Regions from separate parts of the Mus musculus genome. Here region 1 is linked to region 2. Evidence: chromatin loops called from intact Hi-C (ENCODE). Cell type or tissue: gastrocnemius. All regions are shown on one strand. Each heading gives the region's core, and the rest is flanking DNA. Links, peaks and the distances in the headings are about the cores only.

Evidence for each region. Peaks named below come from ENCODE experiments on the same cell type or tissue, not always from the same donor. Only the 100,000 strongest peaks of a DNase experiment are listed, where the experiment ranks them.
Region 1: it touches region 2 in a loop (2.4-fold over the local background); 6 of 42 quality-filtered maps call a loop at or near these places.

Annotation. Positions count from the first base shown.
Region 1 is chr2:155,987,492-155,998,239 of GRCm38, forward strand. It overlaps Cep250 (centrosomal protein 250), which reads left to right. Exons shown (of 33, transcript NM_001130000.1): 26 at 821-941; 27 at 2,008-2,129; 28 at 2,725-5,283; 29 at 7,080-7,193; 30 at 7,354-7,500; 31 at 7,828-7,929; 32 at 8,781-8,843; 33 at 10,677-10,748. It also overlaps a transcript of 6430550D23Rik not described here. Among named protein-coding and RNA genes, the nearest start is that of 6430550D23Rik, 12 kb to the right of the region's middle. In gastrocnemius, for the core only: a CTCF peak has its summit at 4,605; DNase peaks (open chromatin) are centred at 3,914 and 4,511; H3K27ac peaks cover 928 bases.
Region 2 is chr2:156,116,918-156,127,665 of GRCm38, forward strand. Nfs1 (nitrogen fixation gene 1 (S. cerevisiae)) reads right to left here. Exons shown (of 13, transcript NM_010911.2): 10 at 10,094-10,175; 11 at 9,402-9,485; 12 at 8,364-8,453; 13 at 6,720-7,410. The coding sequence ends at 7,347. Among named protein-coding and RNA genes, the nearest start is that of Rbm12, 10 kb to the left of the region's middle. In gastrocnemius, for the core only: no CTCF peak of the experiment used is centred there; no DNase peak of the experiment used is centred there.

The sequences.
Region 1 (10,748 bases), core at 2,029-7,028, 130 kb before region 2:
TGGTCCCAAAGTGCACTCTGCTAGTGGGACTGATAAATCAGTGTTCAGACATAGCTAGAGCACGTCTGGAACTGGGAGGGAGTGTCGGAAGAGAGGCAGCTGTGGTCTAAACTGTGAAGTAGGCTTTTGGGAGGGGTGGGACACTGAGCAGTTATTTCAAAAGAAATCATCCAAGTGTGGTGGCACATGCCTGTGGTCACAGCACTTAGGAGCTTGAGGCAGGAGGACTGAGAATTTGAGACCAGTCTAAGTTATATTGAGACTATGTTCTGCCCACCACACCTGCCAAAATTTTTAAAATGTGGGCAGATAACCAGGTATGGGACTTTGGGTGTCTGTAATCCTAGTGCTTAGAATGTAGAGGCACGATGAGCAGGAGTTCAAGATCATCCTATGTTTTATAGTCAGTTTAAGGCCAGCCTGGGCTACATGAGACTGAAATAACAACAAACACATTGGCCCAAGGGGCTTCCCAGCGCCCTTCAGGGAACTAAATGCAGAGAATTTAGAGGAGTGGTTCTCAACCCGTGGGTCTCTATGCCTTTAGGGGTCCAATGACCCTTCCACAGGAGCTACCTAAGAACACTGGAAAACACAAGACATTTATATTACAGTAGCAACATTACAGTTATAAAGTAACAACATAATGTATGGTTGGGGTCACCACCACATAAGGAAAAAGTTGCCGCATCCGGAAGGCTGAGAACCACTGCTTTAGAGTTGGGTCATGACGGCAAAGGCTACAGAGTAAGGACAGAGGTTAAGCCCCGGGGGACGACTGCACAAAGAGCGGGAGCTCAACCCCACCTTCCCTTTCCAGGATGACCTAAGGGACCAGGTCCAGAAGCTGGTGCAGCGCCTGACTGACACGGAGGCCCAGAAGAGCCAGGTTCACTCGGAGCTGCAGGACCTGCAGAGACAGCTCTCTCAGAGCCAGGAAGGTGAGGCGAGGCGCTCAGGTGGGCAGGTGGTAACCGGAGTGGGAAACTGGAACAGGCACCGGAAGGATGGAGCCTCGTGAACTCCTTTACGATACTTTAGCTCCTGTGGCCATCGTGGAAGGAGGAGTTGGAAGGAACAGTTTTGGTAAACTGAAAGAAGTTGCTGCCTGGGCTGCTGTTAGTCTCTGCATCTTTAAAATTGTTTGTTTGTTTGTTTGTTTGTTTGTTTGTTTGGATTACTGAGTGTGTATTTGTGCCATGGCACACACAGAAGTCAGAAGGCTATTTGTTGAAATCAGTTTCTTCTTCCATCACACAGGTTCCCCAGGGATCCCACTGTGGTAGCCAGAGCTTTAACCCTCTTGAGCCAACTCACCAGCCCAGACAGGAGGAGTTATTTGTTTGTTTGTTTGTTTTGTTAAAGTACAAAATCCTGGCGACCCCAGGCCAGAACTGTCAGAACATAAATTTGTGTTTCTTTTGTTACTTCTCCCTGGTTTTTATCATTTCCCATTTTACCCTCTAAATTAGCCTTTGAGGACAGAGTGATTATAAACTTACCATGAGCACGGCCAGGAGGGGAACGAGGAAGAACCTGCTGTCATGTGCTTCTGCTGGGGGCTTGGAGGGGCAGTGGCCACTGGAAAGGAGAGGAGTTCCACTGCAGAAGGGAAAAGGTCAACCTGGGTGGCTCGAGCCTTTTTTAGTCACTTGAGGGTCCCTGAGACCCTCAAACAGCTGTCTTTGGGGCCTCTTCAGGCTGAATGTTTCTAGGAACTTCCCACAGCCTTAGATAATCTGGGGCTAGAAGGGCCCCCTGCTGTCAGCCAACTGTCATCTGGGGAACTGATATGAGGAGCTCTGGGAGGTCAGGATGATTAGCAGACTGGGCTGTGCCGAGCTGGCTGCAAACACAGGTGGGAGGCTGAGGCGCTGCTGGCGGGTAGGCATGGTACAGGCACTGGGTGTAATTCTCTCCATCCTGTCCTCCATCTGCCTCTGCCTGCACCCATGTTCTTCCACCTGTGACCATGCACCTGACTCCAACACTCTGTTCTTTCTAAAGAGAAATCCAAGTGGGAAGGGAGGCAGAACTCCCTGGAGTCTGAGCTGAGGGACTTGCACGAGACCGCGGCATCCTTACAGAGTCGCCTCCGGCAGGCAGAACTGCAAAAAATGGAAGCTCAGGTAAGTGCTGGTCCCGGGAAGGGCGCCTTGGGAGAATTGCTTTGAAGCAGGCCCACCTTGGCCTGTGCTCACATGCCGGCTTCCTTCAGCACACCTCCCAGTTCCTCTGGCTCTCTGACCTGTCTGTCGTTTAGGTCATTGTGAACCTTTTCTGTTTTTCCTGAATTGGTTGAGACTTGTTCCTTGGACTGGAAGATTAGGATCTAGACTGCCTCCTTGCACCAGGCTATCTCCCCTGGACACAGGCGCTTTGGAAGGTAGTTGGGACGCTCTATAGGATCACCTTAAGTAGAATACATCAGTTCTATCATCCTTGTTAAGGCTTGGTCACTGCTGGTGCCATAGAAGAGGCCAGGGTTAGAGCGACAGTATCAAGAAAAGAATCTTGTTCGGCAGTGGTGGCGCACGCCTTTAATCCCAGCACTCAGGAGGCAGAGGTAGATCTCTGAGTTCGAGGCCAGCCTAATCTACAGAGCAAGTTCCAGGACAGCCAGGGCTACATAGAGAAACCCTGTCTCAACCCCCACCCCATCCCACCCTCATAAAAAAAAAAGGAAATAATCTTGTTTTGATGTGTTTTGCCTCCTGTTTGCAGAATGATCGAGAGTTGCTTCAGGCATCCAAGGAGAAGCTGTCAGCCCAGGTTGAACATCTGCAAGCATGTGTTGCAGAAGCCCAGGCTCAGGCAGATGCAGCTGCTGTCCTGGAAGAAGATCTGCGAACTGCTCGCTCTGCACTGAAACTGAAAAACGAGGAGCTAGAGAGTGAACGGGAGAGAGCCCAGGCTTTACAAGAACAGGGTGAGCTGAAGGTGGCTCAGGGGAAAGCTTTGCAGGAGAACCTAGCCCTGCTGGCACAGACCCTGTCTAACAGAGAGCGGGAGGTCGAGACGTTGCAGGCTGAGGTTCAGGAACTGGAGAAGCAGCGGGAGATGCAGAAGGCTGCTCTGGAGCTGCTCTCCCTCGACCTGAAGAAGCGCAGTCGGGAGGTAGACCTGCAACAAGAACAGATTCAGGAGCTGGAGCAGTGCAGGTCAGTCTTAGAGCACTTGCCCATGGCCGTCCAAGAGCGAGAGCAGAAACTGAGTGTGCAGCGGGACCAGATCAGGGAACTGGAGAACGATCGGGAGGCCCAGAGGAGTGTCCTGGAACACCAGCTTCTGGACCTGGAGCAGAAGGCTCAAGTGATTGAGTCCCAGAGGGGACAGATTCAGGATCTGAAAAAGCAACTGGGGACACTGGAATGCCTGGCCCTGGAACTGGAGGAAAGCCATCACAAAGTGGAGAGCCAACAGAAGATGATCACAGAACTAGAGGGCCAGAGGGAAATGCAGAGGGTGGCTCTAACCCACCTCACACTGGACCTGGAAGAAAGGAGCCAGGAGCTGCAGGCACAAAGCAGCCAGCTCCATGAGCTGGAGAACCATAGCACCCATCTGGCAAAAGAGCTGCAGGAGAGGGACCAGGAGGTGACGTCCCAACGCCAGCAGATCGATGAGCTGCAGAAGCAGCAGGAACAGCTGGCTCAGGCCCTGGAGAGGAAAGGCCAGGAGCTGGTGCTGCAGAAGGAAAGGATTCAGGTTCTGGAAGATCAGAGGACGCTGCAGACCAAGATCTTAGAGGAGGACCTAGAACAGATCAAGCATTCCTTGAGAGAACGCAGCCAGGAGCTGGCCTCTCAGTGGCAGCTGGTGCATGAGCGTGCCGACGATGGAAAGAGCCCGAGTAAAGGCCAGCGAGGGAGCCTGGAGCACTTGAAGCTGATCCTGCGTGATAAGGAGAAGGAGGTAGAGTGCCAGCAGGAGCGCATCCAGGAACTTCAGGGCCACATGGGCCAGCTGGAACAGCAGCTGCAGGGTCTGCACAGGAAGGTGGGGGAGACTAGCCTGCTCCTGACCCATCGAGAGCAGGAGACAGCAACCCTGCAGCAGCATCTCCAGGAAGCCAAGGAACAAGGGGAACTGAGAGAGCAGGTACTTCAGGGTCAGCTGGAGGAGGCCCAGAGAGATCTGGCCCAGAGGGACCATGAACTAGAGACCCTCCGGCAGGAAAAACAGCAGACCCAGGACCAGGAGGAAAGCATGAAGCTAAAGACAAGTGCTCTGCAGGCCGCTCTGGAGCAGGCCCATGCGACACTGAAGGAGCGTCAGGGGGAGCTGGAAGAACACAGGGAACAGGTGCGAAGGCTCCAGGAAGAACTAGAAGTGGAGGGACGGCAGGTACGGGCCCTGGAGGAGGTGTTGGGGGACCTAAGGGCTGAGTCTCGGGAGCACGAGAAGGCTGTGCTGGCCCTTCAACAACGGTGTGCTGAGCAGGCCCAGGAACATGAGGCAGAAGCCAGGACCCTGCAGGACAGCTGGCTGCAGGCCCAGGCCACTCTCACAGAACAAGAACAAGAGCTAGCGGCACTGCGAGCGGAAAACCAGTATTCCCGCCGACAGGAAGAGGCTGCAGTTAGCCAGGCAGAGGCGCTGCAGGAGGCCCTCAGCAAAGCCCAGGCTGCCCTGCAGGAGAAAGAGCAGAGTCTGCTTGAACAGGCTGAGTTGAGCCACACCCTGGAGGCCAGCACTGCCGCCTTGCAAGCTACCCTGGACACCTGCCAGGCAAGTGCCCGGCAGCTGGAGGAGGCCCTGAGGATTCGGGAAGGTGAGATCCAGGCCCAGGCTCTCCAACACCACGAGGTCACGCAGCACCTCCAGCAGGAACTTTGCCAGAAGAAAGAAGAGCTGAGGCAGCTACTAGAGAAGGCTGGGGCCCGGAGGAGTCAAGAAAATGGAATCCAAGAGAAGCAAAGTCTGGAGCAAGAGAGACAAGAGGAAACAAGGAGGCTCCTTGAGAGCCTAAAGGAGCTACAGCTGACTGTAGCCCAAAGGGAAGAAGAGATTCTGATGCTGAGGGAGGCCTCGTCCCCACGCCACAGAGCCCTCCCAGCCGAGAAGCCAGCTCTGCAACCGCTCCCAGCACAACAGGAGTTAGAGCGGCTGCAGACTGCCCTAAGGCAAACAGAGGCCAGGGAGATTGAATGGAGGGAGAAGGCTCAGGACCTGGCTCTGTCCCTGGCCCAAAGCAAGGCCAGCATCAGCAGTCTGCAGGAGATAACCATGTTCCTACAAGCCTCTGTTCTAGAGCGGGAATCAGAACAACAAAGACTACAGGTGAGTCGCCATGTCGGGGAGGGAGGACAGGGAACAGAGCCATTGGCTGAGCTCAAGGGCTGCCTGCCTGTGGTACCTCAGAGAGTGAGAAAACAGAGACCGTGAGTACCATACCTCAGAGCTAGCAGAGGAGAAGAGCAACTATAGTCAGCTTCGTCCACGCCTGATAGAGGAACTCCAGTGTGCTGTGAGCATTCCCAGGCCTCCAAGAGTGGGCACAAAACTGTTTCCTGGTAAAAGTGCTGTTTAAGTTAGGTGGAAGGGATGGGTAGAAAATCGGCCAGGTAAAGTGGGGGTTGGGATTTCTTGGAGAAAGGCAAAAGAAACATAAGGAGGAAGGGATACATGGAAGACCCATGAAGGGGGTTGAAGTCACCTGGGACATAGAGAGTGTTGGCAAGAGTCAAGGACAGCAGAAGCCAAGGCATCAGGACTTTAAGGACTGGGTCACTAGTGGGAAATGGATGGAAGATTTAGGGCACGTTCAGAAAAACTGCTCAGGACAGCATGTGGAGTGACATCAGACTTGGGAAGGCCAAGGGGGACTGACAGAAGTCCAGGGAGAGGTGGGGACTTTGGGTGGCAAGTGTGAATAAAGAAAGGACAGAGGCAGCACCAGGGTTTCCACCCATGGAATAGAGAGAAGTAGGCTTTAGGAAGCGGTTTGGAAGTGGAGCAAGGCATGGGGGCCATGAAGGGGACATTCCAGCCGGCAGCTGTGGGCCTGTGGGAAAGAATGAAGCCCGCTCTCAGCAGTGTGGAGCTCAAAAGTCCATGTGTAGAGGCCAGAAGACAGCTAGCAAGTTCTCTCAGTTTGTGGGTTCCTGGGCTTGAACTTAGGTCATCAAGTGCAGTGACAAGCATCTTCATCTACCAAGCCATCTTACTGGCCTTGGCGCTCATGAATCTGGGCCCAAGGATACTTGTAGCCATGCCCTCACATTATATATGAGGATCAGAGGCACTCTGCATACTCCCCATCCACAGAGCCTACAGAAGCAGCTTTCAGGACAGCGCTTTGTGGTGGGGACCCTTTTGTTGGTTTTGTATTTTTGTTTTTCGAGACAGGGGTTCTATGTGTAGCTCTGGCTGCCCTGGAACTCACTCTGAAGAACAGGCTACCTCTCAAGTGCTGGGACTAAAGGCGTGTGACACAACTTCCTGGCTGTTGTTAATACACATGTGCATGTCTCATATATTTTTGGTTGTGAGCCTAACCTTTAATGGCTGAGCCATTTCTCCAGCCCATTCATGTATCTATGAGTATGTGCTGTGTGTATGCAGGTGCCTGTGTAGCCAGAAGAGGTCCCCTGGAGCTGGACTTAGAGGTAGTTGTGAGCCATGCCATGTGAGCACTGGGAACCTCTCTTTACACTTAGCATTTTACATGCTGTAAACATTTTTATATGCCACGTACCATTGTTATTTTTAACTACCTCAGAGAAGGAACTGACAGTATGTTCATTTCATAGTTGAAAAATGCCAGAGACCTAAACTTATCCAAAGTCAGACATCTGGTTGAAGTGAGTTAGTTCTGACAGTCTGACTAGGGTTCTGATTAGACCACTTGGCTCATCGTTTCCCTGTGAGCCTGTGACACCACACACGCACCCGCATACGAATGCATGCACACACAACATACCACACACAGCACACAACACATACACACCCACATATACAACACACACTTGCAGATCTGTCTCCCTGCTGGAGCATGGCACACTTATGAAGAGGGTAGAGGATGAGACAACTTTGGACATGGTTTGTCACAGTGTGACTTTTGTACTGTACCTTAGGAGGAGTTGGTACTCAGCAGACAAGCTCTGGAAGAGCAGCAGTCAGGTGGCCCACACTCAACCAGCAGAGCAGACCAGGGACCAAAAGTGGGACAGGGAAGCCAGTCTGGAGAGGTGAGTGGGGCCCAGTGGCATAGCAGGAGCCTTGTCAACCGCTTGTTGTCCCTTAGGAATGGGTCTCTGAAGCCACACTGCCACATTGGTCCCTTTGCCCTCTAGCTCTTGTCCCTGTGTGTAGGGCTGCCCAGATGAGCACTGTGGGTCTCCCTTGTAGGTAGAGACTGAGCCTAGTCCTGGAGTGGAGGAGAAGGAACGGTTGACACAGAGGCTTGAACGTCTGCAGCAAGCGGTGGCAGAGCTGGAAGTTGACCGAAGCAAGCTGCAGTGCCACAATGCGCAGCTGCGGACCGCCTTGGAGCAGGTCAGTAACTTCCGCAGTCTCCCTGTGGGCCCGGTGGGCCTGTGTCTCCACTCCCCCTGCTGTTTCTGAAACACTTATTAAATTACAGCTGTGCTTTGTCTGTGAGTGCGTGCTCACCACTCCAGGGGCCAGAGTAGTTGTGACAGCTGAAACAGCCCACAAAGCTAGCCTCAGCTGCCAAGGCATGAGAGCTAGCCTGCCTCCTCTGTGCCAGGAGCGCTTGTACCCTGCCTTATGCCCTCCCCGGCACAGGAGTCTTACTTCCCATGGTTTCTAGCTGTTTATACTCATCCCTGCACACGTGACTCCTCGTGTGCATATTGGCAGGTGGAACGAGAACGGAGGAAGCTGAAGAGGGATTCCGTGCGTGCATCCCGGGCAGGATCACTGGAGGCCAGAGAAACTATGACTTCATCCCCCACACAGCAGGTTTCCCTGACTTTCTTTTTGCCCTTACTTCGCCTTATCCCCACCCTCTGTCTCGTATATAACAGCACTCTTCTATATAGACACGCCCCTCCTGGCTTGATTCTGCTCTAGTCTGCCCTTACTTCAGAAGGGGGTCCTACTTACCTATGTAAGTGTGTTCTCAGGGCTAGTGGGCCTGCATTCTTAGTTCAGATCCACTCGCTCCCAGACAAGTGCCTCAGGTTCACCTTGTGTCAGCCAGAATCCCTGGTACCCATGGGTTGTGTCGCTTACCAGCTCTTGGCACACCCAGGAGTGGGTCACAGCTTTGCAGCTCTCAGAGCCCTTAGTTCTGAGTTTACAGTTAGGGTTCTTGATATCTCCTGGTATGGAGGCCTGTTCTAAGGGAAGGTGTTTGGAGAGGTGTTTACTCCTCTTAGCTGTCACTGCCTTAGGTCAGCATGGGAGGGAGGGACTGCTCCTGGCCCTGAACATCTCCAGCTTCACCCCATTCCCCAAGGGCAGACACTGTCTTCCCCTTTAGATCTCTGGCTCATAGCCCAAGGCTGTCACAAAACAGATCCATTGTGAACCCTTATGTTAAATATAAAAATTCCTCATAGAGGATATTGCCCATGTGCTGCTGTGGGTCCTCCTCAGCCTCCCCTAGCCCTGGAGCCATGCCCCATTGAGCGTCAGTCTGAGCTCAGGTACTTCTGGCCCTCAGATGTTGCCTAGAGCCCAGGAGTGGGATGACAAGTTCACGTTGCCTGCCTGGTGGATAGACCCTGGAAGCCTCGCTGGCCTTGGAGTGCTGTGGCTACTCCAGACCAGGATAGCCCAGTTAACAGGGACCATATTTGTTTTCCTAGGATGGGAGAGGCAGTCAGAGGGGTTCCTCGGACAGCGTGCTTGTGGTTGAGCTTCAGAGAGAGGTAGGTTCTGGAAGGATCCACTTCCTATTCTCCTTTCCCCGCTCACTATTCAGGCAACAAGGTTTAGGGTCTGCTACATGCTTGGCCCTGTGCATTTCCAGCGGGAGAAGGGAAGTAGCTTTGGCATCCAGAGAACGTCCATCTTTCTGGGAGGCAAAAAGTGCTACAGATCCAACTCCACCTGAAGTGTGGGGATGAGTCCAGGCCAGCCTCCATCCATACTTACAGAGGGAAAGAAGCGGAAGCACTAGAACAGTGGGCCAGGGAGCAGGGCTGGCCTCTGCCTCAGCTGTAGGCAGGCAGGACTTCCAACAGCACAGTAGACAGAGGACCCAGACACAGCTCCAGCAGGCTACCACACTCAGAAAAACGGCATCAGTGCCTCCCTGCCTTACCTAAAGCATCTTACCCAAAGCTCCAACCCTGTTCTTTCCACCCACCTTTCTCCCTTCCTCCTTCCACGCCACCTCTGCAAGGAGCCTTGAGGAGTGAGCCTCCCTCAGAAGTCAGCAGTTATTACTGTCAGGGTGGCTCTCCCACTTTGCCTGTTGGTTTTAATTTTTTTTAAGTTTATATGAAGCAATCCTGACTCGGCCTGAGGCAAGAGAAGCTCTTTCTTTTCCCAGTGCCCATGCAGATCTGCAGTCTGCTGCCTCTTCCCTCGGCTAGTTCTGTAGAATGCTAACACACCAGTCACTTCCCTGTTTCTGTTTATTTTACTGTCTACCCGAAGAATGGAAAGTTTAGTTGGTGATTCTCAACCTTAGCTGTACACTAGAGCCCCCCTCCCCCCGGGGAGGAGTTTTGAAGAAAATACTGATACCTGGGTCTCACACCATTCTAGTTAAGTTGGAATATTTTCTTCCAAAAGGTATGATGGGACTTTTACTGTGATTAAAATATTCTTTCTTGATTAGATTATGGTTATGCACCGACATATCCATTATCAAAATCATTAAAATTAAAATTCTGGGCATTTTATTGTGTGTAAATTTGCCTTGAATAAATTTGATGAGCTGGAGAGAGAGCTCGGTGGTTAAGAGCACTGCTGCTCTTGCACAGGATCTGGGTTCATTTCCCAGCACAAGCACCCACGGACTCCAGTTCCGGGGGATCTAATGCCCTCTTCTGACCTCTGTGGGCACCAGGCACACATGATGCACATATATACGTGCAGGCAGAACAGCCATACACTTTTTTTTTTAAAGTAAGTTTTTTTAAAAGTTATAAAAATTGTTGTTTTATTGCTGCTCCCTATGTATCACCTGTTCTCCTGTATGCTCTGATAAATACGCTGACAAAATCAATGTACAGGAGAAAGGGGTGTTAGCTATCATTTCAGGTCACAGTCCGTCACAGCAGGGAGCTCACGGCTGCAAGAACTGAAAGCAGCTAGTCCCATCCCAGTCAGCAGCCCATAGAGCGTGCGTGCGTGCGTGCGTGCGTGCGTGCGTGTCCGCTGTCAGCTCTACAGTCCAGGACCCAAAGCCACAGAGTGGCAGCACTGCAGGAACTGAGTATATGGATAATGTATTATGGATAAGGGATTATGTATAAGGGATGACCCCAGTTCATGTAAAAGAGATGAACCCTGGCTGCGATGCTTCCCAAGGGATTCTAGATAGTGTTAAGCTGACAGTTAAACCAGCCATCATAACTGGAGGCAGTGTTGAGAATCACTGGGGTTGAGTCCATGGGGCCCTTTTCCCAACCCGAGAGCCGGATTCTGAGATTCACATATGTAGCAGGGTTGATTCCACGAGAGCATAGAGCAGAAGGGCCAGGACAGCCTCAGAGCCCTCAACTGCTCTCCTTGGTTTTCCTATCCACCAGGTAGCCCTGCTGCGAGCCCAGCTGGCCTTGGAGCGAAAGCAGAGGCAGGACTACATTGCACGGTCCGTGCAG
Region 2 (10,748 bases), core at 2,516-7,515:
CACTTCTAAAAGATTTACTGCATTAACCACATAACAGGAATCTGACACAATATTAAGGGGTTCTAAAAAGGTTTTTAAAACTTCTAAAACCACTAAACATTCTACCACTTGAGGTGAATTTTTATTATATTGTTTGGATACCACTTTACCATTAGCCACATAGGCACCTATGCCAGTTTTTGATCTATCAGTATATACCACAATCCCATTTTTAAGTGGGTTTCTTACTGTTATTTGTGGAAAAACAACAGATTGATTTTGGGCAAACTGTAAAATTGGATGTTTTGGATAATGGTTATCTATTTGTCCTGAAAAGGAGGTAACTAAAACTGCCCAATCATTAGATGTGGCTGCCAAGGTTTGAACCTGTGCAGCGGTATAAGGTACAATTAAAAGATATGGACTTCGCCCAAAGTGGGTGATTGCTGCTTTTAGGCCTCTAAGGGCAAGCCGTGCAATTGCATCAGGATACCAATCTATTATTTTAGCTGGGGATACGTTTGGATGGATCCACAACAATGGCCCATTCTGCCACAAAACTGCGGTTGGCAATTGTGCTGTCTTAAAGACACACAAACTGAAAGGCTGCGAATCCTCAATACGTTGTAATTGTGCATTCTGTAAGGCTTTTTCCACCTTTTGTAAGGCCTGGTTAGCAGCTAGAGTAAGAGTCCTAGGGGAGGAGATATGAGGATCTCCTTCTAAAATACCAAACAAAGGCCTTAACTCAGCGGAAGGAATCTTTAAAAAAGGTCTGAGCCAATTAATATCTCCCAACAGCTTTTGAAAATCATTTAAGGTATGGAGGTGATCTCTTCTTATCTAAACATGTAAATATTGATTTCTCTCAAAGGAGGAAATATGTGTGACATCCATTTGTCAGACCTGTAATGGCCTGACGCCACGAGGGTTTACCCCTACGTGAGTAGATAAAATTTGACAACAATCTAAAGGCATTATTAAGTAATCAGAATCATTTTCAGTAGAACCAATCTCTCTGGCAGCTCTAGGAATACCAGAGGAAGAAAAAACAGCCATGTAGGCTTGGCAAAATTATTAGTTGAGCTATTTTGTCCCCTTGTGATATAGAAAAGACAACTTGAGGACAAGAACAGAGAACCTGAAGTTCCCCTTTATAATCCTGATCTACAACTCTAGGGTGGACAATAAGACCTTGTAGGCTGCAAGAGCCTGCCTCTGTCATTATTGTCCAGTGGCTTCACCTGCTCGGGAGAGCGCCTTCCAGGCCCTAATAGCCTTTTTATCTGATTCAGAACTACTAAGAACTGGCTCCTTGAGCTCACCTAGTGATGAGTATAGGCTCCTTCTCCTAGAGACCTCCGCTGATTGATCTTTTTTCTTTTCTTTTTCCTTCTCCTTCCTTCCAATCTCTCCCCAGGTATTCTTACCTGACCTAAACTTTTCCTTGGGTTCAAGACCCTTGGAAAGGCCTGTATACTTATTTTGTGAACCATATTTTCTCTTTGCTCCTATTTTCTCTCCCCGCTTTACTTCTGATAGATTGTCCTGAACTTCATCCAGAATCCGCCCTGCCTTAACCACTTGATAACATGTGAAAAGGAACAAAAGGGCTTCTAACACTAGAGAAAGTTCAAGGCCAAACATATCTTATAAAGCTATTTTCCACTTTACTTCTGATAGACTGTCTTGAATTTCCTTAGAAAGTTCAAGGCCAGGCGTACCTCGTAAAGCTGTACTCACTGGTACTCTCGTTCCCCAGCTGAAAAGTTCTGAATTCATGCAGTTGAATCCTTCTTAACAGTCTGCTTTACGGGAACCTTTATTACCGCGACCCGCAGTTCTGGTTCTGGAATGAGGGATCTTCCTTGCGCCGGTGAAACTCCCGTCCCGAGTTTCCTCCCGGGTTTTTTCTTCCCGGATTTTTTCTCGTCCCGGGTTTCGGCACCAATTCTTAATAGCGTTCGCGCGCCCGACGAGGAAGAACACAACAGACCAGAATCTTCTGCGGCAAAACTTTATTGCTTACATCTTCAGGAGCTAGGAGCGCAAACCCCCAGCCCCAAAAGCGAAAGCCCCTTCAATAATCTTTAGGAGCCAGAGCTCCGGCGCGCTAAAGCGCAGAGCGCGCTCTATTGTTTACATCTTTAGGCAGCGAGAGAGCGCAGGGCGCGCAGAGCCAGAGATGCCAGCGAGAGAGAATGGCGGAAACCCGTCTCCTTTTTAGGAGAGTTATATTTCGCCTAGGACGCATCACTCCCTGATTGGCTGCAGCCCATGGCCGAGCTGACGTTCACGGGAAAAGCAGAGTACAAGTAGTCGTAAAATACCCTTGGCACATGCGCAGATTATTTGTTTACCACTTAGAACACAGGATGTCAGCGCCATCTTGTGACGGCGAATGTGGGGGCGGCTCCCAACATGTAAGTACACTGTAGCTGTCCTCAGACACTCCAGAAGAGGGCATCAGATTTCGTTACGGATGGTTGTGAGCCACCATGTGGTTGTTGGAATTTGAACTCGGGACCTTTGGAAGAGCAGTCGGCGCTCTCAACCACTGAGCCATCTCGCCAGCCCCATAAGGCCAACATTTAATTGTGGCTGGCTTACATTTTCAGATGTTCAATCCACTAACATCATAGAAGGAATATGACTATGACAGCATCCAGGCAGACATGATGCCATAGAAGGAGCTGAGTGTTCTATATCTTGTTCCACTGGGAACCAGGAGAAGACTGACACTTCCACATGGGCAGAGCTTCAAAGCCCACCCCACAGTGATACACTTCTTCTTGAAACAAGGCCACACCTACTCCAACATGGCCACACCTCCAAATAGTGCCACTCTGTGGGCCAATCATATACAAATCACCACATGGCCCAAGTGGAAGAGCAGCCTGCAAAACAGCCTGGACCTATTGAAGAGCCTTCTCCTGTTCCAAGCTCCACACAAAGCTAGTAGCTTTCTGAGTCACTTGGTATGTGGACCTGAGTAACACACCCAAATGAGGAATGTGCTGTCTCCAGAATCCAAATAGATTTACTAAATATACTTCTTTCTTGGTAGTTGCAAGGGCCAGGTATAATAAGTTATCCTTCACCTTAGAAGCAATATCTCTACATGCCCCACACCACTGGACTCCTAAGAATTTCAATGAGGTAAATGGTCCTTGAATTTTGGTTGGATTTATTTCCCATCGTCTGATAAGTAAGTGTGTTACAAATGAGTACAAAGTGATTGCTACTTTCTGCTAACATGGTCCAATCAGCATAATGTCATCAATATAGTGCACCAATGTGATATTTTGTGAAAGAGACAGATGATCATGATCCCTTCTAACTAAGTTGAGACACAGGGCAGGAGAGTTAATATATCCTTGAGGCAAAACTGTAAAGGTATACTGCTAGCCTTGCCAACTGAAAGCAAATTGCTTCTGGTGGTCCTTATAGACAGGTACTGAGAAGAAGGCATTTGCTAGGTGGATAGCTGCATCCCATATACCAGGAGATGTGTTAATTTGCTCAAGTAAGGAAACTACATCTGGTACATCAGCTGCAATTGGAGTTACTATCTGATTTAGTTTTCCATAGTCAATTGGCATTCTCCATGATCTATTTGTCTTCAGCTCTGGCAGATAGGAGAGTTAAAGGAAGATGTGGTGGGAACCACCATCCCTGCATCTTTCAAGTCCTTGATGATGGCAGTAATTTCTGCAATTCCTCCAGGAATACAATAGCATCTTTGATTCACTATTTTCTTTGGCAGAGACAACTCTAAAGGCTTATATTTTGCCTTTCTAACCACAATAGCCCCCACTCCACGGGTCAGGGGACCAATGTGAGAATTCTGACAACTTTTTTGAAAAAATGTATTTAATTTTTTTTTTACACTCCAGACTTTATCCCCGTCCCAGTCCACCCTCTGACTGTTTCACTTCCCATACCTCCTCCCCCCACCCCTGCCCTGTTTTTCTACAATGATGTCTCACCCACACCCCAAAGTTCTGCCAACTTGTAAGTATATCTATCGCTTTATACATTCTGGAACTGGGGAAATGACCACAGGATGTGTTCTGGGAACTACTGGACCTACTGTGAGTCAGACATCAGTCAAAACTCCATTAATCACCTGTCCTCCACAAGCCCCTACTTTAACTGGAGGGCCACAATGTTTCTTGGCATCTCCTGGGATCAGTGTCAATTCAGAACCAGTATCCAGCAGACCCCGGAAAGTCTGATTATTTCCTTTTCCCCAGTGTACAGTTGCCCTTGTAAAAGGCCATAGGTTCCTCTGGGGAAGAACTGGAAAAAGGATAACAGTAAAAGGCTGTTAGGTGTCTTATGAAGGTCGTTACGCAGGGGAACCTGGCCATCACTTCATTCAAGGGATTCTGGGACTGCAAACTGTCTCAAGTCTGGAAACTGATTCACTGGCTGAGATTGCCTTTGCCACGATCCAATGTAGCCTCCTTTCATTTGTTTGAGAAGTTTTCTGCTTGCACAGATGATACAGAAATGAGGTAGTAACCCAGATAAAAGGTGTGCCTCAAGATCTGGATTAAAAGTTTGTGTGTCGCACGCCTTTAATCCCAGCACTTGGGAGGCAGAGGCAGGGGGATTTCTGAGTTCGAGGTCAGCCTGGTCTACAGAGTGAGTTCCAGGACAGCCAGGGCTACAGAGAAGCCCTGTCTCATAAAAAACTAACTAGCTAACTAACTAACTAAATAATAATAGTAATAGTAATAAAAGCAAACCTACAGACCTATACATTTCATATACATGTGTATATGTGTGCGTTTATACCAAACACACACCACACAGGGAGGCAGAGGCCTGGTCTACAAAGCAAGTTACAGGGACGTCAGGGTTATATAGTGACAGCTTGTCTCAAAAAAAACAAACATGAAACGTACCCTTTACATATTGTACTGGTTAGTTTTGTGTCAACTTACACAGGCTGGAGTTATCACAGAGAAAGGAGCTTCAGTTGAGGAAATGCCTTCATGAGATCCAACTGTAAGGCATTTTCTCAATTAGTGATCAAGGGGGAAAGGCCCCTGTGGGTGGGACCATCTCTGAGCTGGTAGTCTTGGGTTCTAAGAGAGCAGGCTGAGCAAGCCAGGGGAAGCAAGCCAGTAAAGAACATACCTCCATGGCCTCTGCATCAGCTCCTGCTTCCTGACCTGCTTGAGTTCTAGTCCTGACTTCCTCGGTGATGAACAACAGTATGGAAGTGTAAGCTGAATAAACCCTTTCCTCCCCAATTTGTTTCTTGGTCATGATGTTTGTGCAGGAATAGAAACCCTGACTAAGACACATATACATATATTTATGTGTATGCATATAGATACTAAAGTAATAAGGATTCGGCCAGCACTTCAGGCATGCTTAGGTGCATATCAGCTGGTCGTTACCACTTTACAACTAAGCCACCTCTCTGCACTTCTTGCCTATGTAGCTGTGTGTGCAAGTGTGTGTGCATCTCTGTATGTGTGTTTGGAGGCCAGAAGTCAATGTGTCTTCCTTCGTCTTTTTCCACCTTATTTTTTAAGACAAGGTCTCTCACTGAAATTCTATGAAGGAACTTGCCAGTTTGGCCAGCAAGCTGTAAGGATCCCATTATTCCCTCCTCCCTAGCATTGAGGTAGAAGGGTCAAGCCACCATGCTGGCTCTTTTACCTGGGTTCTGAGAATTAAGCTCATGTCTTAGCTCATGTCAAGCTTATGGGACAAAGCTCAAGAAGAAAATTGTCACAACTTTGAGACCATCACAGTCTACAGAGTGAGATACTCCTTTTAAAAAACAGAAGAGTTGGAAGGATGGCTCTGTTGATAAAGGGCTTGTCCTGCAAGCATGAAAACATGAGGTGAATTCTGTGCAAATAATTTCTGAAGCAACTACACTCAAAAGGAAGTAAACCAGGACCAGACATGGTGATAAACTCCCTTAATCACAGAAATGCATGCATGCATACATACATACATACATACATATGTGAACCAGGGCCAGTGAGGTAGTTCAGCAGGTAAAAACTACTAGCTATAAAGCTTGACTACCTGTGTTCAATCCCAAAAACCCATGTAAAAGCTGGACTGACTCTAGTAAACTGTCCTCTGACCTCCACACATGAACCATATGTACATGTGAGTCTCACACACACACACACACTTTTTGTTTTTTCGAGACAGGGTTTCTCTGTATATCCCTGGCTGTCCTGGAACTCACTCTGTTCAGGCTGGCCTCGAACTCAGAAATCTGCCTGCCTCTGCCTCCCAAGTGCTGGGATTAAAGGCGTGTGCCACCACTGCCCCTGGCGTTTTTTCTGGGTTTTCTATCTTCAGCTCTCTCTGCTCCTTTCTGTCCAGCTCAGCAAGCACTGGCTCTCCATGGTGTGCTCGCACAGGCCCTGAGCAGCTTCTCAAGAGCATCCATCATCACGGTTCTCCCGACTATTGCCTTGAAACACTCTCCTTTCTCACGTAGCACTGTCCCACATATGACAGTCTCTATTTCTGAGTTTCTATCTCTCCGCTAATATAAAAGCTCACTGAGGACAGTGTGCCTTTCCTGGTCCTATGAGCCAGTGCATCCCAATACCCAGAATGAAATGTGTGTCCTGGAAATCCTTTAAACTGTTGGATGAAAAGCAAGTGGACTGAGTTGTCTGAGAAAGGCAGGTGGAAGGAAGGTCTACAGTTCTCCAGCAGAGTTCTCTCCAGATGCTCAAAAATTCAAGGATCAGGACAGGAAATGGGAATTTATTGAATTAAGTTTAATGAATTAAGTAAATTATTAGAATAATGATTGGGGTCATGGATATTTCTACTTACATTAAGTCAAAAGAGAGGAAAGAAGATGAGACCCCAAAGGAAACAAGACTTTAATACAACTTGGTGTTCTTCAGCTGAAGTCGATACAAAGAGATGTCTTTCAAAGCCACAAAAAAGGTTAAAATAAAGTTTGTTTATGCCAGTCCCTAATGGCGCCAGTTCAGCTGAGCAGCTAGAGTAATGATTCACAGAGAAGCAGTCTTTGAACCTAGAGCCTTCTTCCAGTTCTTCCATCTCTGCACAGGTAGGTCCTCCCTGTGGCAGTAACAAGGCAGTGCCTCCAGGCCCTCAGATAAGAATGGCCACGCCAGGCAAGAGAAGAACTCCTGAGGAAGATTACGGAATACATGCCTACACAGGAGCCGAGGCTAAGAAAGCTAGCCTCAGCTTTCACTAGAGAACATTCTGTGGTGAAGTCACTGCAGAGCTTCCCATCTGCTTTGAGCATGGACCACGTCAGGCAGTGAGGTTCCTGGCTGTGCACAGATCAGTGAGGCCAGAACAGCCAGGCCAGCACAAAGTCACAGCCCACTCCTCTAATGCTGGGTCCACTTGATGCTCTTGAGGTCAATGCCATCCTGGACCATCTCCCAGAGAGGACTGCCAAAGAGAAGAGGCACTGAGTGAGTGAGGGTTAGACAGGAAGCAGCAGGTAACACTGCCTCTCAGGCCCTGATCAATCATTTCCCTTCTGTCCTTGATGCTTCTCTGCCTTTTGCCCTGGTGAACCCCAATACAAGAGACAAACAAGCCTCTTCTAGCTTCTGTAAGTCCTGCTCAGTCCCAGGCCTTTCCTAATTTCTAGCATCAGGAAGACTATTTATTGCTTTAGCCTGAAAGGATGCCTTAGATCTCAGGCCTGAGCACCCAGGAAGATTGTGGGTAATGACCTACTTTGTGCATGGTGGGAGTGATGACTGTGAACATTTCTTTGTTTGTTTTTACCACTGACGCTGAGACGCAGAGTCGCGCATGTGCACAAACACAAACACACACACACACACACACACACACACACACACACACACACACACACACACACACACACACACACACACACGAGGCAGCATCTTCTGCAGAGCCAAGCCTGACACCAGTACTGAGCTTGGTGCTTCCGTGTCCCCAGTTAGTTTTGCTCAGTGTCACTGAGTCCCACCCTTTGTTTTTGTTTCTCAGAAAAGGACTTATGCACAATCTTCCTACTGCAGTCTCCGGCTCACAACATCAGGCATGCACAAGATCCCTGGTTTGAGTTTTGTCTTCCTGGCAGGTACTCTACCACTGACCTTCCATTGGTTTTTGGGGACTGGGGATCAAACCCAGGCTGTTTAGAGATGATACATAAGCAACCTCTATGCTATATACAAAAGCCTAGTTTTAAAACATATTCTGAAGAACAAGAAGACAGGAGGTCAACTTCCCTGCTTTGTGGACTCTTTACAGCCTACAATCCCTTTACACTCGGGTTTCCGGCTGTATGAACAGAGTCTAAGGACAAGAAAGGTGTCAGCGGTACGGTGTCTTCCATAGAGTCCACACGCAGGCGCACACACCTCATTTCTCGAAGGCGCTTCACGTGGTGGATGCACTTCTCCGCCGTGTAGTCCACCTCCTCTTCTGTAGTGAAGCGGCCGATGCCAAACCTGAGAGAACACAGAAGATCGCTACACCTGGCAACAGGTTTGCTTTTTGTTTTTTGTTTTGACCAATACTCTCTGAGGACATACTAAATAAAAGATAACGAAAGGGCTGGGGATGGAGTTCAGTAGATAGAGTTCTTGCTTAGCATGCATGAAGTCCTGGGTTCAACCCCTGACTGGGTTGGTGGCACATCTCCAGCCCTCGAGAGGTAGACACAGAGCAAGCAGGGGCATTCTCTGGCTACAGTCAATTGGAAGCCAACTGGGCTGCATGAAAACTGTTGGAGCAAAGGAGGTAAACTGGAGCTGGGAGACCCACAGTGCCTCTCTAGGTAAACAGGAGGTGGGAGACCCGCCATGCCTCTCTAGGGAAAGGGTTCTGAGAACACAGCTTGAGGGGCAGACTCCACCAAGCTTCCTCCATCTACCCTAGACCTCGTGGGCAGAGGAGCTGAATACAGGACTCAGACACCCTCATCAGGGACATAGCTCAGCAGGAAGAGTGCTTGCCTATCATGTACAATTACCCCAAACTGCATAAACTAGGCATAGTGAGCACACTCCTGTAATCTCAGCACTTTGGAGCAAAGACAGGACAGAGTTCAAGACCAGCCTGAATTTCTGACAAGACCTTAACAAACCAGGAACACACCCACACCCACTCACACCCCTACATACACTCGCCCCCACACATAGTCACCCACATAATCACACCTACTCTCATACACAAACACACACACAAAAATACCCCCACACTCATACACATATATACACACACACATACACAGAAACATTCCCCATACACACATACTCACACACATTCTCACACCCTGTCTCTCTCCCCTCCCCTCCCCTCCCCTCCCCTCCCCTCCCCTCCCCCCTCCCCTCCCCCCTTCTCTCTCTCTCTCTCTCTCTCTCTCTCTCTCTCTCTCTGCAGCTGACCTCACTGACCTGATAGAGGAGTGTGCTAAATCCTCATCGGTACCAATTGCTCTGAGGACATAAGAGGGCTCCAATGATGCAGAAGTGCAGGCACTAAGGATGGAGACAGATCCTTTTAGTCCATAGGACACACCCTGAAATCATACCATGGGGACAGAAGAAACAGCCTGGTGATGCCCTGTACAGCCTGGGATGTAAACCCAGCTTCTGTGGTCCCTATAGACAACTTCCTGGACTGAGGACACCAATGACTGAAAGAGCATAAGAGCCCACACACTGGACCTGACAAAACAGCCAGGGCAGAAAATACAGTATGTAAGCCTGGAGGGTAAACAAACCCTTGTGGCTTACACCCAAACTGTTAGCTCATCCCTGCAAAAGGCATCTTCAGTTAAGCACAGTTAATCCCAGCACTCAGGAGGCAGAGGCCAGAGGATCTTGGTCTATATGGAGCATTTCAGGACTGCCAGGGCTACAGAGAGAGATCTTGTCTCAAAAGGAAACAAAAAAGACACATCTTCTAGGACCGACAAGACCCCAGTTTCCAAGGAGAGCCGCTGGAACGGTCACCTCAGCCACGGCCATCACCTGAGGCCTGAGCTTTATCGTGATCAAGTGCTCCTGTCCTATCCACACTGGGAAGCTCACTGACACACAGGGTACCTGACAGGCAAGGTCTCTGTCGACACCGTCCAACTCACCTCCCTGAGGACAAGGCCACATCCTTGAGGGCCATCAGCAGGCTCTCTCCTTCCACATACGCGAAGGAGAGGTTGATACAGCCTGAAGAAAAGAACACACAGTGATGGGACTCTGGGCCCCAGCATCTGTCTGAATGGAGACTGAGAGCTGGAGACAGTGGAGGGGTACAGAGTGCCTACCATAAAGGAGACAAGGACAGTCAAAAATAAAACAAAACAAAACAAACAAACAAACAAAAAACCTTTTTTAGGTACAAAATATATTTCAGAAACAAAACCAGAATGGTAGGGTAAGTAGGGGCACCAGGATGATTCTGCAGGTAAAGCCCTTACTACATGCGCCTGGTGAGCTGAATTCTATCTCTGAAACCTATAGGAGAGTGGGACAAGAGAAATGACTCTCCATGTGTACAGTGGAGGGCATCCTCCAGCCTCACATAATAGCTGGGTGTCTGTGGTACACGCCTTTAACCCCAGCACAAGGGAGGCAGAGGCAGGCAGATCTCTACGCGTTCAAGGACAGTCCGGTCTACAGGGTGAGTTCTAGGACAGTCATGACTAAACAGAGAAACCCTGTCTCAAAAAAAATGAAATAAAATAAAATAAAATAAAGCAAAAAGCAAAGCAGAAGAAGACTGAAAGGGTGAGCCCATAC